Regions from separate parts of the Mus musculus genome. Here all the other regions are linked to region 1. The links are chromatin loops, found by intact Hi-C in ENCODE. Cell type or tissue: heart. All regions are shown on one strand. Each heading gives the region's core, and the rest is flanking DNA. Links, peaks and the distances in the headings are about the cores only.

Region 1 (7,864 bases), core at 1,644-5,643:
ATAGGATTTGAAAGCATCCTACTTAATGACCAACTTTTATGGTACTGCAACATAGTGTGCAAGCTTCCAAGGAAGAGAAAGAATAAATGGTCCTAATGAGCTGTGATGTCTACAAATCACAACAATAAACATCATGGTGATATATCCCCAAGGGTTTAATAGTGGTACTCTACACCCAGGTTTGTTGGTATCAACAGCTGTGTAATTGTACTTAAGTGCCATTCAACAGTTGCAAATCATTCCTGGTATTATGAATATAATCAACTAACCAAATCATGCCTGGTATTATAAATATAACCAACTACTCAGGGCTAGTGAAGACATGGATCTTGGATAAAAACATTTTACTGTCACTTTTCTAAACTAATTTCTAACTGCATTTTGAATACTTATTCTTATACCAAAAATATGTATAGTCCTTACACATATTCAAAGATACTTCTGTTTGTAAACTATGGAGACCAATACAGAAAAGAATTACACAAAATACAGGAAACAGCTGATCATATGGTACCCAGAGCCATTTGATACAGCTACAACACAACTCCTACATCTACATAAGGCTCAGGGAACATCTTTGACTAGATGGTAGAAAGAGTGTAAGATCAAGAGAGACAGGAAATTTGCTATGATATTGTGATTCCTAGAAATGATAGGGAAGCTTCACATATGATATATCAGTTATCTGGCTCCCCAAATAAGATTCAAAGAACTACAACACCAATAAGCATGCTAACATGAAAGGGGATATCTTATAGTTCTCCACCCCTGTACAAAGAACTATACGTTAACTAAAGGATGCTGAGAGCAAGAAAAAAATGTCTTTCTAGGGATAAATCCCTTAATTTATTATCCAATATAAATTGGGGCCCTGAAATCATATATATACAAGTAACAGCAAGTAGACTTAATAAGGTATATTTTTGAAATTTCTGATATACATACATATATATTATAATATATACATGTATATCACATACAACATAATATATTATAACACAAACATGGTATGTGGTGTGTATGTTTGTGTGTGTGTGTGTGCTTTAAAGACAGAGGGACTATAATTTGAGAGAGAGCAAAAGGGGGAATCATAAGAATGTTGTAAGGAGAAAAGAAAAGAGGAAATTTTAAGATTACAGATTCAATTTTTAAAAGGAATAAAACATTGAAAGGAGAAAATAATGTGTTAGTGCTAATTCAGTAATTATATCATTTATTTTTTATTAGTCATTTTATTCATTTACATTTCAAATTATATCCCCTTCTGCATCACCCACCTACAAACCTCCATCTCATCTCCCCTCTCTCCCATCCCCATTGCCTCAATGAGGGTGTTCCTCCACTCACTTACCCATTCCCACCTCACCACTCTAGCATTCCCCTATGCTGTGGCATCAAGCCTCCACAGGAAAATAGGCCTAGTCTCCCTTTGATGTCAGATTAGGCTATCCTCTGCTACTTATGTACCTGGAGCCATGTCTCCCTCCATGTATACTCTTTGGTTAGTGGTTTAGAGCCTGGGAGCTCTGGGTGGTCCAGTTAGTTGATATTGTTCTTCCTATATGGTTGCAATCCCCTACAGATCCTTCAGACCTTCCCCTAGCTATTCCACTGTGATCCCAGAGATGAGTCTGATGGTTGACTGTGAGTACCTGCATCTGTATTAGCCAGGTGATGATTAGTTTAGTTTTAGGAGAGCATGGTGGTACTTGTGAGATATATGATAGGCTGGTGGATGTAATAATCTGGAGTTACAGAAAGATGACTGGACTGTGGTCTTAAAGTGATTAGCCATTAGCTTCAGGCATTGGTTGAAGCTGAGTGAGGGGTGAGTCATCCAGAGACTCAATGTGACATAAGACTAAGAGAGGGCTAAGGATATAACTAGAACAACAATGCATATAAAGTAGACAATACAGCACAAAAGGAAAGGGTGAGGAAAAAGACAGAGATGCTAAAGAAATATAAAAGTGATATGGTATTTAGAGTTCAAGAGGCAACAGGGTGAAAAATAATGCATGGTTTAGGACAGACACATTCTGAGTAGCATTTATTGTTCTTGTCAATGAGAGTGACACTACTAAGATGCATAAAAAGAACACTAATGGGTAAATCAGAACTGAAAGATTTGAAACCCTGGCTAAAAATTTTTTTTCTAAGTTGGTTGACAAAGAAAGGAGATCAAGCTAAGAAATTGATGAGGGGGAAGCTTGCAAGAGATCAACATCAAGGAAAGCTTTACTTAATCATTTTGTAGGCTGGGCATGATGGTACATACATTTAATCCCAGGACTTAGGAGGCAAAGACAGGTGGAGCTCTGTACTTTTGAGGCCTGTCTGATCTACATAGTGAGTTCCAGGATAGCAAGGACTATGTAATGAGTCTCAAAAAGGGCATTTTGTACATTTTGATCCATTCCATAATAAGCCACCAAAGCAGACACTATTGCATATACCAGAATGATTTTGCTGAAAGGACCCTGATATAGCTGTCTCCTGTGAGGCTATGCTAGTGCCTGGCAAATACATACAAGGATGCTCACAGTCATCTATAGGATGGAACACAGGGCCCCCAGTGGAGAAGCTAGAGAAAGTACTCAAGGAGCTAAAGGGATCTGCAACCCTATAGGTGGAACAACAATATAAACTAACCAGTACCCCCAGAGCTCGTGTCTCTAGCTGCATATGTAGCAGAAGATGGCCTAGTCGGCCATCACTGGGAAGAGAGGCCCCTTGGTCTTGCAAACTGTATATGCCCCAGTACAGGGGAATGCCAGGGCGAAGAAGTGGGAGTGGGTGGGTTGGGGAGCAGGGTGGGGGGAGGATATAGGGGACTTTTGGGATAGCATTTGAAATGTAAATGAAGAAAATATCTAATAAAAATTTTAAAAAAGAAATTTTAGCTCTAAAAAAAAAGAGAATTCTCAGTATTTACAAAGCACATGGTAATGAAGTTTTCTTCCGTAAATATACTGGATTCTTCTAAGATATATTTTGCTTCTTGTAACACATGTTTAAGCTAAGACTGGGTACAGTACCATATGGGATATCATTTTTCAACTGTAAAATGAAATCCAGAATCAGAATTTGGGCTTAAATCATCAATATAAGGATTTTATAGCAGTCAATTATGGTAAGGGTTTTTTGTACTTTTTAAAAAAATTTCTAGTGTCTCATTTTGTCATTAACTTGACTGCATGATCTTGTTCAAGTAATTTAGTCTGTCTATCTCATATTCCTTTAAGTGCAAACACGTTTCATACAATTGTATTTAACATCAAAGGAGATAATGGATTTTGAGTCTTTATATCAGCATGATGTATTAAAATGTTGCCAAGGCTTACTGAACTCTTGGGGAAGCCTAGACTCATTTCCATCAGCTATTTCATTAATGCTGCTAGTAAGCCCATTTTATGGATGAGGCAGGTGTGTCAGAGACAAGCTGGGAACATTGCCTGGGATTTCAAGCTAGGAACAAGCCTAGTAAATATTACAAAGAGAGTTTGGCTCTAGAATTCTGAAAAGCAATTACAGTGTCCTATCAATGGCCCAGGGTTCTGTCTTCTAATGCAAGCACTTACCAAACAAATGCTTTGTGAAAATCTAATGAAAGGTAAAGACATTCCCTTCCCAAAAGTGCACAAATTTACATGTGTATGTGTTTATATACTGTTCTCTACACCACTGCCTAAAATCTTTGTAGTGTAGGTTATTCTGGAAACTCTGAAGAAAATAATAATAAAAGAAATAGCTCCAAAGATTAATTCCATCATTGAAAACTTGGAACACAGCCTTAAACTCTAATAAAGCAGTCCAGTTCTAGAAATTTCAGAGAAGCTGAGGCCCTCTTGTTACCCTCTATCTCCACCTGCTGGACTGCTGCTCTGTAATGACAACAGCTTTATTCTTAATGTTTACGGACATCTACTTGTCCAAAAACATGAGCTTATACTCTCCTGCGGGCTGCCAACCCAAACCAGAGGTTAAGGTCTTTGCCAATCCCCTCAATGCTGTTACTAGCAACCCTGTTATGTCTGTGGTGCAGGGTCCTTGCCACTTTAGCTTTGAATCCGAAACTGCGTCACAAGAATTTAGGAAAATAGACATAAGAATTCAGCAGAGGGCGCTGGAGTACACATTTCTCTGAGGTCCTAACCATATACTGTCAGACGTTGTGTTTTCTTCATATACAGTATATATTTCTGTAATATGCACTTCCTCAAGTTATTCATTTTACTATTAATTTTTGGGTGGATTTCAAAATCGTAAAATGGGGAGGGGCAAAAACAGAGCCCTTTGTGGCCCAGCTTAAGATATTTTCTTCTAATTCTAAGGTGTCATGCTCTTCTCTGTACTCTTTTCGATTACTTTCCAATTTAAAAACCTCAAGTTGTTATCAAAAACCTGACCATAAATCTAATCAAATTTTTGTCAGATATGAAGCATAGTCACAGTTTTATTTGTCATTTGACAGCCTTAAAGACCCCCTTGCCCATGTGAAACAAGTCAGATCATCTGTTTTACACTAATTGTTTGCACAGTCTGTTCTCTTCCTTAATGTGCTATATTCCTGCACTCTTCTAAGTAGCACACAACTCAGATAGCATGGCTCCTAGCACTAATCTAGAAGGGGTAAGATTTTAAACATTGTAACAAGCCAGGCAGTGGTGGCCCACGCCTTTAATTCTAGCATTTAGGAGGCAGAGCCAGGTGGATTTCTGAGTTCAAGGCCAGCGTGGTCTAGAGAGTGAGTTCTAGGACAGCCAGGGCTATACAGAGAAATCCTGTCTCCAAAAAACAAACAAACAAAACAAAACAAAACAAAAAAGTAACAACATTGTCAACTTTTGTTATTGATGATGTATTTGTTGTCTTTTCCCTCAGTATCTGCTATGCACTCAGAGAAAAGAAAACATGTTCAAATCTCCAGTTTCTGTAGTGCTACATGCCATTTTGTATGTACTCAGCAAATTTCTCTTATGATGTTAGAGATTGAGCCTATTGCCTTGCACATGCTCAACAAATAAATGCTCTTCCACTGAGATATTCCCACCAATTACAACTGCTTAGTTTGAGAAATACTCTCCAAGTTTCGTGGACTGATTTTGAGTTCTCTATTGCAGCCTAAGCAGGCCTTGAACTCACAATTCTCTTACTGCAACCTCCACAAAACTGGGAATACATGCATGTACCACCAGGGCTAGCATTGTTTCCTTTTCTATTTGTAGGTAATGTATAGGACAATCAAGACAATTCTTTTCTCAGAACCTTAATTAGAATAATGTTCCAGGCAAACGTGTTTGCTTTCTGTTTCTCAGCCTTTGCTCTTTTCTGTGTGCAAAACAGTCAAGTAAGAGATAAACAGAGTAAAAAAGAAACCTGGGGTAATAAGGACAGAATTAAAAGTTCCATTTAGAAGAAATGTTAAGTGGGTTTCTCTTAATCTCTTATGTAGCTATATAAACTCATGATCTTCCTGCTTCTACCTCCCACGTTCTGGGATCACACTTGCCAAACTTGTTTAAAGAATTCTCCTCCTGATTCTGCAGTAATACTACTAACCAGAAACAGTTGGGTTCATCCTGGGCGAAAGAAACTTTGTGTTCTAAGTATTTTCTGTGTACTAATGCATTTAACTATCACAGTTCTCTTTGAGTCAGTCATCTATTTACATTAAGAGACAATGAAGTAATCGACGGTTAAATAACTTGGTTAATAGCATAACTAGTTAAAATATCATACTTAGAACTAAATGTGGATAAACTGTGCCTTAAAATATATATTTCTGGGTTTTCTTGTCAATATCATGATACTATTTCATTTCTCTATTTTGTTTTGCAACGTTATAGTCTCCCTTTTTGAATTAGTTCTCTGGCAGTCTCAAATACATAAATCTTACACTTCTGTTTTTTTTCTTTTACAGTTTTAGCTTTTGTGAGACAAGTTATTATGTAGTCTAGGCTCTTGGACTCAATATGCAGCCAAAGTTGACCTTCATCTGCTGATCTTCCTGCCTGCACCTCCTAAGTACTAGGATTATAAGGATATACCATCATGCCCACTTTGAACAATGTTTTTGTTTGTTAGTTTGGGTTTTTTTTGTAACTTTGCTCTTTTTAATCAGCTTAGTTAGATAACATTTATTGGGCAGAGTGTATTTTAGAGACAGTCATTTCCATATTTACAAAATTTACTTTATTGCCTCCTTCCAGTATTCAGCCAATATATGTATGATTACATCTATTTTACTGGACTACAAGAACAATTTGAATTTAGTAAAACAACAACAAGAAACAGTGAATTCATGTAACTTCACTTCCATCCTATAGCTGGCAAAAGGAAAAGGTTGAATTAACAATAAAAAGTCTGATCCAGGAGCCATACACTTGTAGTTCATTTTCGTTTAATTTTGTTATTAACTTTCAGATTAATGCCTTCAGTTCTCCCATTGTAATACTTTCTAGCAGTGCGACTTTGGACAAGCGATTTCACCTTTCTGATCCTTAATTTTCTCACTTTTAAACATAGGCAGTCACACTGAGGCCAATACTAAGACTAAATGAGATTATTTCAGTCAAAAGCTTAAATTTTGATGTCAGGCAAACAGCATGCAAATGTAATTTATTGTTATTTTCTAAATAATATCAACCCTCTTGCCCTCTTATTTTTAAATAATATCAGCTCTCTTCCTAGATAAAGTTGGTAGGAAATCCATCTGCTTTCTTAGATAAAGAAATAAAGCAAAACAAAACAAATATATTTAAAAGCAGTCATTATTTTAAAAAAAAATCTGGAGCATTGTAGCCATCAATTGTTTCTTATGGCTGCTGTCTGACGCTTCTTGATCACCATTATCTTTCCAAATTGCCTATACCAAGATCATGCAATTCTTTGAGCTCACATTTATTTACGATGTTATACTGCCCCCTTCTGTGGACTATAAGTCATAAAATTACTATCAGTTGCCTGTTTCATACAAGGTTAATAAATGGTAGTGCTATTATTTGTTATGAAGTACAACTCTTATGTCTATAGGAATGACTTCCAATAATTACTGCAGTCATGAAGAACTCAGACAGAAGGAATGAGTGGTATTCAAGGATGCACAGACATTAGGTGACAGAACTGTGGATTTGAAAACACACCCCTATACTTTTAATTTTCAAAATTAAATTAAATTTGTATTTTTTCTTTTCATTTTTCTTTTCGTGGTTCAGAGTATGGCCCTTTATCATGACTATCACTTATTTTAATATGTCTTTCATATTGCTTTCCTTTATGCTAGAATATGGTTCCTTAATTTTATGTTGACTTCATTTTTTTTAAAGAACAATGTATTATACTTCTTGTTAGATTTTCGAAGGCTCTAAATAAAAGGAAGACAGCTATTCATTCTTTGTTGAATTGATTTCTAAAAAAGTTATTCTTTGGTAGAAATACTAAAATTAATGAAAATAAAAGTTCAGGGGAGAAAAATCATGGAACCTAATGTACAACCCCAGATAAAACATATCTCACTTTCAGTTGGTTGAATGCCTAACATGTAGCAAGCCCAACATGCAATTCCCAGGACTGCATAAACATGGAATGTTAGTGTATATAGTTAACCTCAGAACTGGGGAGGCAGAGGTAATATGACCCAAAATTTAAGAGGCTACACAGTGAATTTGGAGACACAGTGAGTTTGAAGATACCGTGAGCTACAGCAAACATGCCCTATTTTTTTTTTAAATAACATCTCATAACACTTGATGCTTAGGAAAGTCAACATGATGGCCAAGATTGACATCAATAAAACCTCCAACTCCAGATGTCATGCATTCACCATGGAACCTGGGGTTTGGTTCTAATGGGCCCAGATTTC
Region 2 (7,864 bases), core at 1,797-5,796, 55 kb before region 1:
CCACCTTTATGCTGAGTGTCCACTGACTCTGTTACCAAGGATCCAGCTTCTCTTCCCCTCTTACTCCCACAGCAGAATGTTGGCTCAGTAATCTCTCAAGCGGAAAAATTCCAAAGGGTAGACTGGTTCAGGGAAAGGTAGTTCGTGAAAGGGAAATAGTACTGCCCACTCTTTCTGGCTTAGTCACAATAGTGACTAACAACCTCCTGGAAATAATGACATTTTACTGTTTGATTCCATCATTCACTACATGGAAACCACTTCACTTTTTCAGTGTGGGTTGTTGTCTCTCAGGGACACTTATATAGAGTAGCTTTAGCTTCTCCAGGGTGAATGGCTAGTCACTAACCACTCAGTTGATAATTGTTTGTGAAGCTCCAAATTCTGTTAGAACTTAGTCAAAAGAGAGAAAGCCACACTGGAATGAAAAAAAACAAAAAACAAAAAACAAAAAAATTATCATCATCTATAAGAGAACAGGTCTAGAAAAACACCAAATATATATATATATATATATATATATATATATATATAGTTAATTCTAATCTAAGGCAGACTAGAGCGATCCTTGCATCTCTCATATTTATTTGTTAAGAGTCTGTCTAGTGTAAAGAATGATGATAAAACTGGCCAGTACTCTTCCCATTAAGAACCTTAGGGGAGAATATACAGGTGGAGCCCGTTTTCTAAAGGAAACGGTGAAAAACTAGCCTCTGGTTCACAGGCTTCAGCTCTGAATAAGGACTTCACTGCAGGGAATAGATCAGGCAGCCATCTATGTAAAGAAAGGCTATATGGCCTTGCGGAGGTTTTTACACGGAGTTACTCTTTGTTTTTCTCTTGGGTCTAGTTATTTTTCTCCCTGGTTTCTCTTACTGAAAGATTTCAAAGACATAATAACTGGTACAGGACAATTAAATGATTATCTTCCTCTCTAGTGTCAGAATTAGCCTACCTGGCCATCATTTTATATACAAACAGCTGTAGAAAATGAAGAAAAAAAGTGAATTAGATGAAAAATGTGGCTTAAAGTTATGACTCAGACACATACAGACCAAACAATCTTGAGTAGGTTTCATTTTCTTTATACACTCTCTACGAAGAAATGGTGCAATTAAACAATTGAAGGAAATAATACATTATAAAGAATCTTGTCACATTATCCCATCATGGGTTTTGTTTTTGTTTTTTGTTTTGTTTTGGTGTTTTGTTTTTTTTTTTTTTTTTTTTTTTTTGCAGTGACTGCCATCTCTCTGAAGGTATTACCACTTAACTTTTGTATAATTCAAAACCTCAGACTCACATTTATTTAATATCAAGCCAGCCAAGAAATGGAAGAAACCAGCTCTTTTACCAGAGAACAAAATGTGAAGGAAATTTGGTCTCTTATTTCCAGATCTCTGAACTTTTAGAAAGGAGAGGCCAGTTGCTGTAAGTAACCCCAGCAAACTCTATTAGAACATCTGAATACAAGTCAGAGACATAATGAATGCAGCCAGACAAAGGAAAGAACTTCCAACAGGCCAGGATTCCCCCACCTGCCCACCCCAGATGATGGGTTCTTTCAGAGAACAATGAAGACTTTTCCTCTAGAAATGTACAGTCAGAGATGAGATGGATGTTTAAAGGTGAAGTCAGTTGTTGTAAAAAGAAACATATGACTCACAAAAGCCTGGTATTCATCAAGCATTGGGCTAGGTCTTTTACAGGGATTACCATTTTTAATCCTTTCAATAAGTGGGAGTTATTTCCCATTTTTCAGGAAAACAGAAGCATGAGGAAATTTTAATTTCCAGGCTTACTCATGATTCCATAGGTGGACAGAAGAAACATCTCTTTGTTGTATACAACCAGTGAATACTAATGCAGCAAGAAAATGCTGAGCACACAATGCATTTAGGATTCCAAACAGCAGGTAAGTCTACCCAAGATTTAAAAACATCTGTCTTTAACTCTACCCAGAGAGAAGGGATAAAATTAGGAGCTCTTTCAAAGTATAACCTAACCCTTAGAGAGACCCTCCATCTTTCCATTCTTAAACTCCATGCAAATCATCAACTTCCAATTTCTGAACAAAGTTTATATGACTTGATCTACACATTACGTTGTCTCCTTTCTCTTCTCATAGCCACCACGTCAGGTCCAGGGCTTTGTGTACTTTTGATTTGTCCACTTTGCATTTTTCCTACTCAAGCCCAGTTTATTCACATTTACCTGAAGTATAGATCTGACTTTTTCTTCAATTCAGCAGCAATTGGGATGTAAAGTGAATGAATGAATGAATGGGGAAAAAGAAACTCACAGCAGCTCTATGATTCTGTCTAATAAACAGAACCTCAAGCATCCAGTCTTGTGTTTTTTTCTCATCAATCTAACTTGTACTTTTCCCTAATTATACTAAAACATCCAATATAACTATTGCTCCTTTCTCAGGCTCTGTGCTCTGAGTTCCTTGCTGTCAGGCCATTACCTATGTTTTCTCTATTTAAAATGTCTTCTCTCCTTATTCCACCTGTTGAAATCCTATCTGTGCTACATAATCTATCTTAAATAATCACGGCTAACATTTATTGAGTGCTTATTTTGCACTGTGCTAAGCGTGTTCAAGTATTTTACATGGATTATTTCAGTTCATTCTCACAATAACTCGATGATGTTGGTACTATTATTAACTCAACTGCTGCTTGTAGTAAAATGAAGCTCAGAGAGGGAGAAATATTCCTTTTCTCCAAGGTCACACAGTCACTATATGGTGGAATGAGATCTGAATAGAAATACTTTTGCTCTCTAGCAGGCAAAGGTGTTAGGATTGAACCACAGTCAGCTGGGCATAATGAACACAGACCTATATGTAAAGCATTAGGAGTTAGAGGCAGGGAGGTCGGAAATTAAAATCCTCCTCAGCTAATAAGTATCATTCAATCCAGCCTTATCTACATGGGATTGTATCAGGTCCCAAAGAAACCTGAGACAAATCTTCCCTCAGTACCTCTGGTGAAAAATCAAACACTCAAAAGGTGTCCAAAAACATACAAACAAGCAAGCAAACAGACAAAAACAAGCAAACCCATATCTGTCTTTCTCTAGCTCTAGTTGATATGGTCCTTACAATGACAACTTCAGAGAGTTTTGCTTGTATGTTTAAAGCTCATCTTGTGCAGTATTGGTTGTCGTCCTACACTCAGGATGAGTCTCTTAAGGCTCCAGGGAGAACAGCCTCTATATGGCTTAGTACTTCAAACTTGGTGATAGAGGGCAAATATTCAGTATGCATCATAGGTTGGATGAAAGGTATGGTGAGTCAAGGGGGACAGAAACTTTACCTGGACAGCGAGTTCCACAATTTACTACCTCTTACTGCCCTAGATGAAATTGGCCAGCGCTGCCAAAACCTGTCAAAATGAGATCTTACAGCCTGTTTTCCCAGCCTAGTCTCTGGCAGGTCCCTTCTCCTTTCACCCTGCCAGTTCTTGCAGCTGTCTGGGCCTTGGCCAGTGTTTGGGGTGAGGCCGGATCAAAATATCACTGTCCCGGGCTCGGCTTCCAGCAGCAAGTGATCAAATGAAACTCAGTCGCACTGGTGACGAGGCTGGACTGAAAGCCCCCATACACAGTGCCAAATTGCTTTTTACACAGGCCCGGACTTGCCCAGGCACCACGTGGGTGGGCTAGTTCAGCTTTCCACAGGATGCTCTGCTTGTCCAATCTGTTCCCTCCTCCTCTCCAAGAGCTAACTCCCAGGCTCCTTCTCTTCCTTATCTCTGGATCCCAGATGCACAGGGTTGTTGGACAAGTCCGGGCATATTCCCAGCGGCCATCTGGCCCCAGTTCGAACCTGCACAGGCAGGAACTGACTACTCAAAGCTGTAGGGATAACAGCGTTTCTGACATCTAGGAGAATGCTGTCAGGGCACAAACGGATAGAATGACTGAGAGCCACAGAATCCCTTCTCCCCCCACAAGTCATGCTGACTTTGTAGCACTCTTAGAGGGACATCTGATATAGTTCTCTGGTCCTCTATTTCCGTCCCTAGGTGCCACAGGTTCCAAGTGATTTACCACACGAAGGATGTTCCCACACTTACTCTGTCAAGATCAAATGGATGGATCTTACAATGGGATTCTTTGAACAAAAGCATTCGAGTACAGAGCAGACACCCAGCCCAACAGCCGCCCCTCAGCCCCCAGATGGCATACCGCTCTCACAATAGGTGGAATCCGTTGCAACCAAGGTTCTGCTGGAGTCATTTCACTTCCACGTGTAGCAACAACAGATCAAATCCATCCTCTATTTCTTTCATGTTATGCCTATCCCCGTCCCCTCCCCTGTAAGGAATGCAGGACAGCTATTGGACCATTTTATAAGTCTGGGAGTGGTTATGCAAATAAACCCCGCCCCTGAAAGGACAGTGTGAGTCTGGCGGGTAAACACCGGCCAAGTCACAAGTCTGGCAATAGTTACTAAAGCTCCAGGAACTGAAGCTGGGTCTAGGGAGGGAAGGGCCCAAAGTTAGATCTAGCCTAATCTGTGGGGAGGAAGGGAGGAGGCAGCTAGCAAAATGCAGCTTTTTTTTTTTTTTTTAAGTTTTTAAAGTTCATGTACATGATTTAGCAGGCTTGGGGTTCCAGAGAAAGCCAAAAGTTGAAAAAGTAAGGATTCTCAGACACGAGGAGAAGCTACTTTCTGGCTCTGGCTTTGCATTTTTATATTAATACCTTCAGAAGTTTAAGAGTTTTAACAGAAAATATGAAGCTTGGGAAAGACTACTAAAAATGAAGAAAAACTGAATCCTATACTTCACTCTGAATTTAAGCCATCCTTTGACTTCGGTTGGGTCTCTGGGTCTCTTGCTACACATACCTATTATGGTACACACATACAGACACTATATATATATGCTCTTCCAACAATGACACTTTCTTAAAGTCTCACTTGACAGACAGAAGTGGGGGATGTCCTGGAACACATTGTAAATAGGAAGAAATGGAAGCTTGAGACAAGGTGTAGAGGAGAGAACCAAACAATGTGCCTTGAGAAAACTCTGGAACCTCATCTGGCCTGAGCAGTGCATGAACAGGAATTAAGAATCAAGTCTCAAAGGCTGAAAACCTTTGGAGGAAAACAGCAGAATTGGATTAGAATAATGAGTAGAATTTAGTGATATACATGTGTATTTTGAATATAAATACATACATGCATACAAATATTCATACATACATACATGAATACATACATACATTCATATACTTTGGGGTCATCTGACATTATCTCTGAGAATAAACTGAAAATTCCTAACCTACATAGCTAATTTTGTCCTGAGTAGGGACAAGGGGTGACTAATAGAAGAAGAATCTGCCTCTTCTCCCAGAGATGGCATTTTTTTCTAAAACAGGAGCTCTCTGATTTTCCTCTATCTTCTACAAACAAGAATGTCTAAGCTAACTGAGATTTGAGACTCCATTGTAGTAAAAAGAATGCTGGTTTGAGGATTAGGATACTCGACCTCATATGATGTCTCTCAGTCTTGCTTTCTGTATTTGAAATTTTAAAAGGTTTTTAGCCTTGATGGTCTTGAAATTCTAAAAGTGGTGCTTCTCACATGCCAATGTACACATATAGTCACATAGTGTTTCTGATAACACACAGATTCAAAGTTAGTATCACCAATGTAAGGCTGAGACTGGTTTTCTATCAGCATTCCCATTTGATATAGTTGCATCTGAGTTTCAGACAATGAATTTTACAACAAAAGTCTAGATGGTAGACAAAAGCAACATCAGCTGCTCATCTCTGTTACCCAGATTCTATACAATGATCAACTTGTGAAAAAGACAGGCTTGCTTGGACTCATAGTATTGGAGCTTTCAGTCCATGGATGGTTGCCCCTGTTTTGTTGTTGTTGTTTGGTCTGTGGTAATTTAGCTTATTATAAGTCAGTGGCACAAAGCTATTTACATAATGGCCAGAATTCAAAAGAGAAACCTTTCAAATGATATGGGTCTCACTCTCTTTTTCAAAAGGTAGAGTCCCACTTACCAATATAGTTCCCACTAGACCTCACTTCTTAAAAGCTCTAGTAGCACCATGGGTTACTGTCCAAGCTGTGGGCAAATGGGCCCTTGGGAGACACTTCAGATTTAAATTAAAACAAATCAATCATGTAATTTGTGCTATTTGGTCACTAACAACCATCTTTTGAGGTAAGATTTACTATACAAATTTTTTGCCAAAGTGAATCCTAGTACTCCATGATGTCTGGAAGAAACATGAAAGGAAGGTTGCAAAAAACAAAAAAAAAAAAAAAAAACTTCAGTCTTTAAGTTATTGTCATATTATTTGGAAAATATCTCTAAGCAACTCTGCCCCATCCCATAATTTGTCTAATAGTAGAATAATTGTTGATCTTCACCGAGAACTTGACAACCATTCTTTAACACATTTTATCAATTAATGTATGTATTCTAACAACTTATGAGATCAGAAATAACAGAATAATCCTTACTTTTTTTATAACCTCGCATATATTTCACTAGCATTTTCTGTCTCTAAAATTCATTCTAAATTTCATAATTCAGAACCATTACTTCAACTGTAGCTATGTGTTCTCCTTCTTTTTGTAATTTCCCAATTCTAGTCATTTATCAGCATAGCAGCCAGATTGGCCCTTTTAAAATATTAGTAAATTCAACCATTCTGTTAGTGTGCTTATTCATAGTAAAAAGCCACATGTATTGATTGTGATTTATAATACTTTATAATTTACTCAACTCCCATCTGAGAACCATCACCTACCATATATCTCTGATCTAATCTACTATTGCATTTTATCAATATGCTCAACATTTTAGTATCTTTGGTTTATTTCTCCTAATACTTGGAATGCTAAGAACTCATCTTTGGACTTGTGGTTTTACAGCTTAAACATTTCTTCAACAGCCAACATCATGGCCCTATTCCCAGTCATTATTATGACTACATCACTTCTTCTAGTTCCCCATTCAAATGTTTTCAGAAAGAGTACCAAGAATACCCTAATATAAGCTAATGGAATTGCCCCTGCATTTTGGACTCAAGTGAAAGAGCTTTTCCTCAGTACTAGCTCCAAGTACCCTAGGTAGAGTATGGCACTGAGTCAGAGTAAAGCTCTCAAATATTTTCTCTATATGGAATCTATTTGAGTCCCATGGGCAATGGAAACTGAGTTGGGTCACTTCATTTCTTTGGGCTCCCCCATCATGGAAGTTATTTCATGAGAACAAAGAGTATAATCCTAGCTTCTCTGATTATACATCATTGTTAGAACCTACCTTACATACCTAACTGGAGAATAGTCAGGTCCCGTCACCCCATGAATGTATATGGCTGAAAATAGGTTCTTCTTGGACCGCACACAGAGATGGCTCTCTAATGTCAACTTTCAGATATTCCTCATGCCACTTAGGAATATTAGTTTTACTGAATTCTCCAAGAAGCCAGACTAGCTTCTAATTCAAGGGTAAAAGATAGTTAGAGTGACTTATTATAATAAAAAAGGGGCTATTCAGTTGTTTGAAAGCTCTTTCAGTCTGTAAGATCTAAAGAGTGGAAATGAAAGCCATAGAATTGACCCTTTGGTTTCTAGTATGTCAAGCAACATCCATGACATACACAATCAGTTTCTTCTGTCTGTTATTCAGCATATGTAATATGTGTAAATAAGTTTGTCCACAGCTGTCTCACTGAATGGCTTGGGACTTCTAGATTAGAAGTCTAGGATATAAAAAAAAAAGTTACTTTTATTCATGTGATTTTTTTTTCAAACTTCAGCTAAGTTCTAGCATAGTTAATTAGTGTATTCTCTCATCCTATACCATGTTTCTTTCC
Region 3 (7,864 bases), core at 1,797-5,796, 360 kb before region 1:
TACTCTTTGGCTACCTAGATAAATTTGGTGTCCAATTTTATAACCAGAATTTCTCCTGCTTCTGCCTTTAGTGAATTGACCCTGTGCAGCAAAGAGCACAGTGTTTCTAGACTGGTTACAAAAGGAACCTCTGGATGCTGCAAAGATGAGCTTGCTTTCACCCTGCTTTGGGTAAACACTTTTATTTTCTTGGTAAATATTCATATCCAAATGGAAATGTTTTTAATAGCTTCTGGTAAAAGACTGAGGAAAAATTATGAGGTGTTCCTATGCTGAAATTTTTCATTTTGTTAAAAGCTAGAAGTAACTGGGAGAGGAAGTCTGTCACACAAACTCCTAGAAATGTGAGGAGTGGGGCTTTCCTGAAGTGTCCAAAGGAAGTCAAGTATATTCGAGAAAGATTTTAGAAATCTTTATCTTTGAGGGGAGATATTTAGTGATTTTGATGATGGAGTTACTTCTAAACTCTTTGGTAGGAAATATGTTATAAAAGAAATACAAAATGGGATTTTTGCACTACCTGAAAAAAAAACTGAGCTTTATAGAAATCCAGAGAATTTGCATATTACTGAGTGAAAATCAGATGTGAAAAGATTAAGGGCACCTCTGTTTTACTCACAGAGACTCAGTGAGTCATTGCATCGAAGAGCTCTCTGATTACTTATATATTCCTTTGAGAAAATTCAGAAGAGAGATCATGGAGGAAATGAGGAATCCAATCTGTGAATTAAAAGTACAGTGTGAGGCGATTTTCTCTACCTGTACACACACACACACACACACACACACACACACACACACACACACACACAGAGAGAGAGAGAGAGAGAGAGAGAGAGAGAGAGAGAGAGAGAGAGCCCAAAATGAGGGCAGAAAAGAATTTTCTAGAAATAAAATAGCTGAACCACAAGTGGTTCGAATAATGTTTTCTAAAGTGACCTGGGAATTTTATGCCAGGAAACTCCTGTTTCTATCTTCTCATCTTCCTTTTATTTTCCCCCTCTGCTTTCCTTCTCCTAAGGGGGAAAAATGGATCCGTGGAAAATACTCACCACAATGGTTTTGCAAAAGCTCATGCATAGTTCTTATGTCACATACGTTGTTTGGCACCACCCTAAGTATACTCTAAGGCAGCTTTCTAAAGATGCCTTTTCCCTAACTGTTTCATTTTCTCATTCACCTGCCACCTTCCGCCTCCAGATTCCAAGCCTCTGCAGTTCGCGAAAGCTCCATCCTGTTCGCTTGGTTATGGCTTCATGGAGGTTTTTTGTTGTTGTTGTTGTTTTGTTTTTGGTTTTTTTTCTTAAATCTAACTACCAAGTTACCTTGCATAGGTGGGTAACAGGAAATTTGGAATGAAAGAACATGAGCAGAGAGGTGTATGTTAATTACATTCTGGTTGATATACTGAGAGTATTTAGATGAGTGAGTTTTTTTTTTTAATTTTTTATTTATTTTTTATTTTTTAAAAACAGTAATGTACCCCATCCGCAGCAACCAACCCCGAAACTTAGATGCACCATCTGGTCTAGCCCCCAAAGTGTCCGTGTCTTAACAGTGAAGACGAGAGCCTCAGTTACACAGTAGGAGTGTGGAAAAAATCAACTAGCTCTGATTTATCTGCAAAGGCCACCTGTGCCCCCCTCATTTCCCCCACCCTGTGTGTTGCGGACCTAGACAGCATCTCGTGGTACAGGCAAAGTCTCGCGCAAAGCTCTGCCAGTCCTCGCGGGGCCCCGCCCCCTATTGCTTAGGGTCACTACCCAGTCCCACTGACGCGGGGGAGTGCGCACGACTCTGCCTGCGGCAGTTGGCTGTGGTGCGCAGAGCCAGAGACACCTCAGGCTCTGAAGTGGGCACAGACCTGGACGGACAGGCCAGGCGGCTAGGCGGCTAGTCCGCTAGTCCGTCTTCAGCTCTCTTCTGCCTGACCAGCAGACTGAGGCTGGTAGACTCCTGGATTTCCAGTCCGTCTCCGGATTCTAAGGTAAGTCTCTCTCTCTCTCTCTCTCTCTCTCTCTCTCTCTCTCTCTCTCTCTCTCTCTCTCTCTCATTCATAGGAAAGGCTGGAGATATGTGGGGTTGAGCTGCTGTCCCTGCAACTGACAACAGGTAAACAGGGAAATGGGTAGATCAAGTCAGACTGCCCATGAAATAGAAAGGTTTGGGGACATGGAAGCCCCAAGTCCACCAGGTGCCCACACCCCAGATTCCTCATCCTGTATTTTTTTGCAGGATGCATTTATTCCACAGGTTATCTGCAAGCGCAAAATGCAGAATTCTTAAGAGCTCTGGGTGAATCCCTAGAAATTCCCTCCTGTTTTATCTATTCTTATCATCAGGGATCCTGGCACTCCTGAAAAGTGAGAATATCTGCTCCAAAGCCTGTTTGAAAGCGCTCCTTTATATTTACTACATCCCACCCCATTCTCAGGCTTCTAGGTGTTTTAGCCCCCACACTGTCGCACTTCTATAATGAGAAAATGCTGTTTTTGTTTTTGTTGTTGTTGTTGTTGTTACTGTGGTGGTGGTGGTGGAGGAGGGGGTGATGGTAGTGGTGATTTCTTGCGCGTCAAAGTACAAACAAACTGTAAGCTTGACCTCACGACTTGGAAAGCCAGCTGCTAGTTTTAGAGATTCAGGGTATGCATTCCATTCCCAGACCCCCTCACACTCCTCCCTATCTTGCTCTCCGGGGAGAAAGTGGGCTGCAAAGGGCTATGTCTCTCGTCCCACAGGAACCCTTCCCCGCTGGAATCATTTGCTTCATAACTGGGGAGGGGACGCCAGCCTAAGGTAGAGAGGAATCAGTGTTCGTCAGCCTTTTTACCAGCAAGGCAGTAAAGAACAAATCTCTGTAATTAGAACTCTAGGATCTCAGTCTCCAGGGTGTTGCTGGAGGTTGAGGGGTGGTCACCAATAGCAACCACCCTCGCAAGGCTGAGGTCTCAAGATGACGTGTTTCCTTAAAGCACCGCCCTCCTAAAATTTGGGGAAGGGGCTATGAATGAAATTACATATTCCTCTCCACTGCCCCCTTCTGACCGTTTGACTAAAAGGAAGTCTTGCTGGAGAGTAGTTTTGAGTTTTTAATCCCTTCCCCAATTGATGGTTTAGAAAATTCCAGAAACGGCTTGGAGCTCCCTCCCCCTCCCCTCATATTCCCTTGCAACAAAGGGAGGGGCAGAAGCTCAAACCTTAAGGCTCAAAACCTGGCTTATTTAGATGCTATGTTGAGTCACCCCTTGCTCAGAGCCATGCACTACATACAGCCTGACAGCCCCAAGTCAGAAGAGCAATTTCGGAACTCTATATGGTCAAAATGGATCCCAAAGGATAGTGTAAGGATTCTCCTTGTTTTCCCCATAGCACAAACATTTTTGAGACAGGCTAACACTATACATCTCCACTTGGAACTGGTTATTACAGCCCAGGCTGTCCTCAAACCTGTGATTCTTCTGCATTACCAGTTCAGGAATAACAAGTGTGTGTGGTGGTGGGGGGGGGGGAGGCTGATTAAAATATTTGTGATGCAATTGTGGAGTGTTTAGGATGGAACCCAGTTTTTCAGGCATCCTAAGTGTCACTCAGCTACATCCAAAATTTTCCATAATAGATTTTGTGATATGGAGAAGGAGCTAGAAAGAGGTGGGAAGAAGAGAAAAAAAAAAAAAAAGAAAATCTGTGACTCCTCCCCATTATAGCCAATATCACAAACAGCACTACATTATCTGTTCTACACAAACATATACAAGACACACTCAGAAAAAAAAAAACATGCTATACAAGTGCATGCACAGCAGAGAAACTTATCACATAATTACATAGCATGCAAACATACCACCAAACACACACTCAGGTCTTGTTTAGAAAATGCACACTATAAAAGTCTTCGTTATGGCAATATAATCATGCTACATATGAGTTTACATAAGCAACAGAACATAACTTTCTAAATTAAATCAGTTATACAAAACATATAAAAAACAAATATCAATGTACAACCCCCTATGGACATGAACTAAAAACAAAACCACACACACAAAAAAACACCCACCCACCCCCATACACACTGGAAAAATGTCATTTTCTCTCTTTTAACTGGAACTTATTCACTTAAAAACAACAATGAAGATTGATTCAAACAGAAGGAAACATGGAGAATTTTCTACCATGAAGAAGTTGTTTGAATAGTATACATATTCATTCATTCATTCATACTAATTTAATCTTCTGCATCAGCTTATGAAGCATAGAGCATCTCCATTAGATTATTAGAGAAACCAAGGAAAAATAACTTTTAAGTGTGTAGTTTTATTTTTGGTTAACACAATGAGTATGCATATTTGTGGTATGTATTATTACATTTTGACAAATGATTGCAGTGAGAAAGAATTGGACTGTGTGGTATTGGAATAGATTTCACCTCACAAATTTACCATTTCTTTATGTTGAAAACATTTTGAGGGTTGTTTTAAAATTTAGAAATATGCGATGAAATTTGTCAGTCAGTTATTTGCACAGCCATACTGTTATTTAGTGACAAGGGTAGTATGAAAATGAGAACAAAAGTCTTGCTTTTAAGTTTACAGTCTCTGACATCCTACCCTTTTACATGTTTGCAAACATACTCATTACTTCCCTCGTCCTTTAATAAATAGGTGATAGCCTCTACAGTTAGAGTCTAACCACCTATTTAGAAGTACATTTCTTCTTACTTGATCATTTTATTTATATAAAATTCTCCACAAAGCAAGGTATAAAGGTTAGACTTCCATAATCCTATAACTCTATGGAAATAATACAGTATACCTATCCTGATAGACCTCTATAACCCAAGACTAAGCATTAATTACTAAACAATTAATTAATGGAATATCTATTAGAAGGCAGCGACTGTTACAGGCAGTATTTATATAATATCATGGTAAGAATACAAGCTGGTACAGTTATCATTCTGCATGTGTGATATAATTGGCTTCACAGGATTCTATCATATCAAAATGGGCTGATTAGCAAGCCTGCTAGCTCCTAATAAAAACTAAAAGTGGAGACCTGGCTCCTGGCTTTTATGTTGGACCCAATGTTCTATACAATGCTAATGTGCTTGATTCTTCCCATTTTAGGTGGAACCAGGAGTTTCTGTTTGCAAGGATTTGGAAAAGGACTTCAGTTTCTATATCCTTTATGGTCCCTTGAGACCTGCTTAATTTTCCCCAAACAAAAATGAACACTTCCTTCAAGGGAGTGTCTCCTTTCCTGTCACAAATGGAAAGTGCCATTGATTGGCTCGGAGAAAATATCAGTTGGGTTCCATCAATAGAGGATCAAAGCTGCAATCACACAACCCAGAATGGAACCAATATCTCCAGTGCAGAATGGGGAGGGCCAACAGGATCAGTCAGGAGATGGCTGGGGGGCAATCCCCACATCATGGCAAAGATTGTGCTGACATTTGCATACGCTGTCATCATAGTGATATCTCTCTTTGGCAACTCCCTGGTATGCCAAGTTTTTGTCAAGCACAAGGAAATCAAGAAATCAACAGGCCTTCTCATCTTCAATCTGGCAATATCTGACATTTTGATAATCCTGCTCAACAGTCCATTTGCTCTGGTGAGTGATTTATATAGAGTTGGTTTCAACACTTAAGAAAGAAGCTGCTCCATTTAGGGGTGGGTGATGGAACTTAGAAAACAAACAGGAATATGCATGCCCGGGGCCTTTATTCTAGCCTCTGGCTTCTCTGTAATGCTTAAGAGCAATATTTTAATAATTAACCTATTCTCCTTCCTTGTTTTATTGATTTCTTACCCTAGGCTCGTTTTCTGAGTGGACAGTGGGTTTTCGGTAGGATCATGTGCCATGTCAGTCGGTTTGCCCAGTACTGCTCCCTCCATGTTTCAACTCTTACACTGATGGCAGTTGCTATGGACCGGCACCGGGTAAGACAACTTGAGGACAGTTCTGAATAAAAGTGCAGGAAGTGAGAAATGGCCAGGAAGTTTAGACATCTTATAGAAATCTACAGGGTAGAAACATCTTTGAGAATAGAATGTTTTCAGAAAATTTTCCCCCACTGTCATACATACTCTTACAACTGGAGACCATTTAGAATTTCAGAGATTTGAGATTATATATGTGTGTTTTATGCCTTCTCTCTTTTCCCCCGAAACTACTTTAATACATCTGGGCTTATATTGGAATAAGATAAATTAATAGTACAAGTAAATCCTGTAATCCAAGCAGAAAATTATTAACTTGTGTTTGATTATGCAAACAAGCTGACCTGGACTGATTCAGGAAGGCTGTTGCTTCTCTTTTGTAGGTAATTCTGCACCCAATGAAACCAAGGCTAACCCACTCCCAATGCCTATTTGTTGTTGCCATGATCTGGAGTATTGCAGTGTTCCTTGCTCTGCCTCATGCGATTTACCAAAATCTGTTCACTCTCGTCAACATGTAAGTCAGACATAATGGATAATTTCACCTTTTTCTTTCTAGAGATTCCCAGGAAGTTCACATTTGTAATGGTCTTAACTTCTCTTTCATCACTTCCCCGTTTTTCTGAATAGAAGATATGGTACCATTTTCTAATTCCAATGTGTTAGTTAAGCCAAGAGGATGGACAGTCAAGATAACTGGCAATGAAGCATCTGGTTGTCTTCAGTTTATCCTATATCTAGACTATACCTGCAAGAGATAACATTTTAGTTAACCCCCTTAATTTTAAAATTTAAGAAATTGAGACCTAAAGCTTCAAGGGTCTGGGATTTTATATGGACATATTCTGCAAAGTAGCTACTAGACGTGTTCAGGTGTTCATTCAGCTAATCTTGTTATCTTAATTTCTATTCTTTCCTCCAGGGATGGTGATACCAGGAGCTACTGCCTCCCTTCTTTTCCTGGACCCAGCATACTGGTTTCAAAGTATGTGGACCTCGGGACATTTATCTTGTTGTATATCCTGCCACTTCTGGTGATTGTTGTAACCTACTCTCACCTAGGAAAGAGGTTGTGGATTCAAAATGCTATTGGTGATGCATCTGCTCGTCAACTCATGGCACACTACCAGAAGCGCAAGAAGAGCATCCGGATGTTGATACTTATTGTATTGGTCTTTGCAGTTTGTTGGTTTCCACTTAACTTCTATGTGGTTCTTATTTCCAGTGCAGGTGTAGAAAATGACAGTGTGCTTTTCTATGCCTTTCACTGGTTTGCAATGAGCAGCACCTGCTACAATCCTTTCATATACTGTTGGCTCAACAGGAGCTTCCGTGCCAAACTAAGATCTATATCATCTTTCAGGATGCAATCACTGTTTGTGTGTAGTAACTCCCAGGTTCAGCAAATAAAACCACAGGAGAGTCATGAGCTTAGGGAGCTCCAGACATCTTCACTGCTACGAGTTCCCCTGGCTGTCCCAGAGCCCCAGGTTTTTGAAGATCCCAGTTTGGCTACAGGGGATAATTCCCAGGTCTCTGTCCAAGGAGAATGGGAAGATCCAGATCCCACTCTAGATGAAGAACCAGGGCCTTCAACTCGGGATACTTACTTTTGTATCCACATGCAGACTAGCAGTCACTAAGTTGGGCAACCACCTGATCCACTGGAATCTTACTTAATGAGTACCTTGGCACAGACAATTCAGTCAGAGATGGGACAACCTTTAACTTAGATGCTGAGGACCGTGTTTCAATATCATGTGCAGCCTCACAAATCCATTTATGGTCTTGATTTGTAGGTCTGGCAGCAGAGCTCTAATTGATTAATCTGCTGTGCCATACTCGAGAAAACTGACTGTGCCATACCCTGAAGGAATTTGTTGACTCACGTACCTTACTTACTTCGCAGATGTATTTAT

Evidence for each region. Hi-C counts contacts between places; a loop is a spot of excess contacts. Peaks named below come from ENCODE experiments on the same cell type or tissue, not always from the same donor. Only the 100,000 strongest peaks of a DNase experiment are listed, where the experiment ranks them.
Region 2: it touches region 1 in a loop (10-fold over the local background); 3 of 42 quality-filtered maps call a loop at or near these places.
Region 3: a loop joins it to region 1, with 2.7 times the contacts of the local background. A loop is called at or near these places in 4 of 42 quality-filtered maps.

The regions. Positions count from the first base shown.
Region 1 is chrX:97,427,593-97,435,456 of GRCm38, forward strand. No RefSeq gene overlaps it. Among named protein-coding and RNA genes, the nearest start is that of Eda2r, 54 kb to the left of the region's middle. In heart, for the core only: a CTCF peak has its summit at 4,002; no DNase peak of the experiment used is centred there; H3K4me3 peaks cover 356 bases.
Region 2 is chrX:97,372,904-97,380,767 of GRCm38, forward strand. Eda2r (ectodysplasin A2 receptor) reads right to left here and starts at 4,306. Exons shown (of 7, transcript NM_001161433.1): 1 at 4,198-4,306. In heart, for the core only: no CTCF peak of the experiment used is centred there; DNase peaks (open chromatin) are centred at 3,628 and 4,468; H3K4me3 peaks cover 889 bases; H3K27ac peaks cover 803 bases.
Region 3 is chrX:97,070,788-97,078,651 of GRCm38, forward strand. It overlaps Pgr15l (G protein-coupled receptor 15-like), which reads left to right and starts at 1,809. Exons shown (of 5, transcript NM_001033361.3): 1 at 1,809-1,987; 2 at 5,127-5,616; 3 at 5,820-5,945; 4 at 6,329-6,462; 5 at 6,868-7,864. The coding sequence starts at 5,227. The coding sequence ends at 7,588. In heart, for the core only: no CTCF peak of the experiment used is centred there; no DNase peak of the experiment used is centred there; H3K4me3 peaks cover 222 bases; H3K27me3 peaks cover 1,031 bases.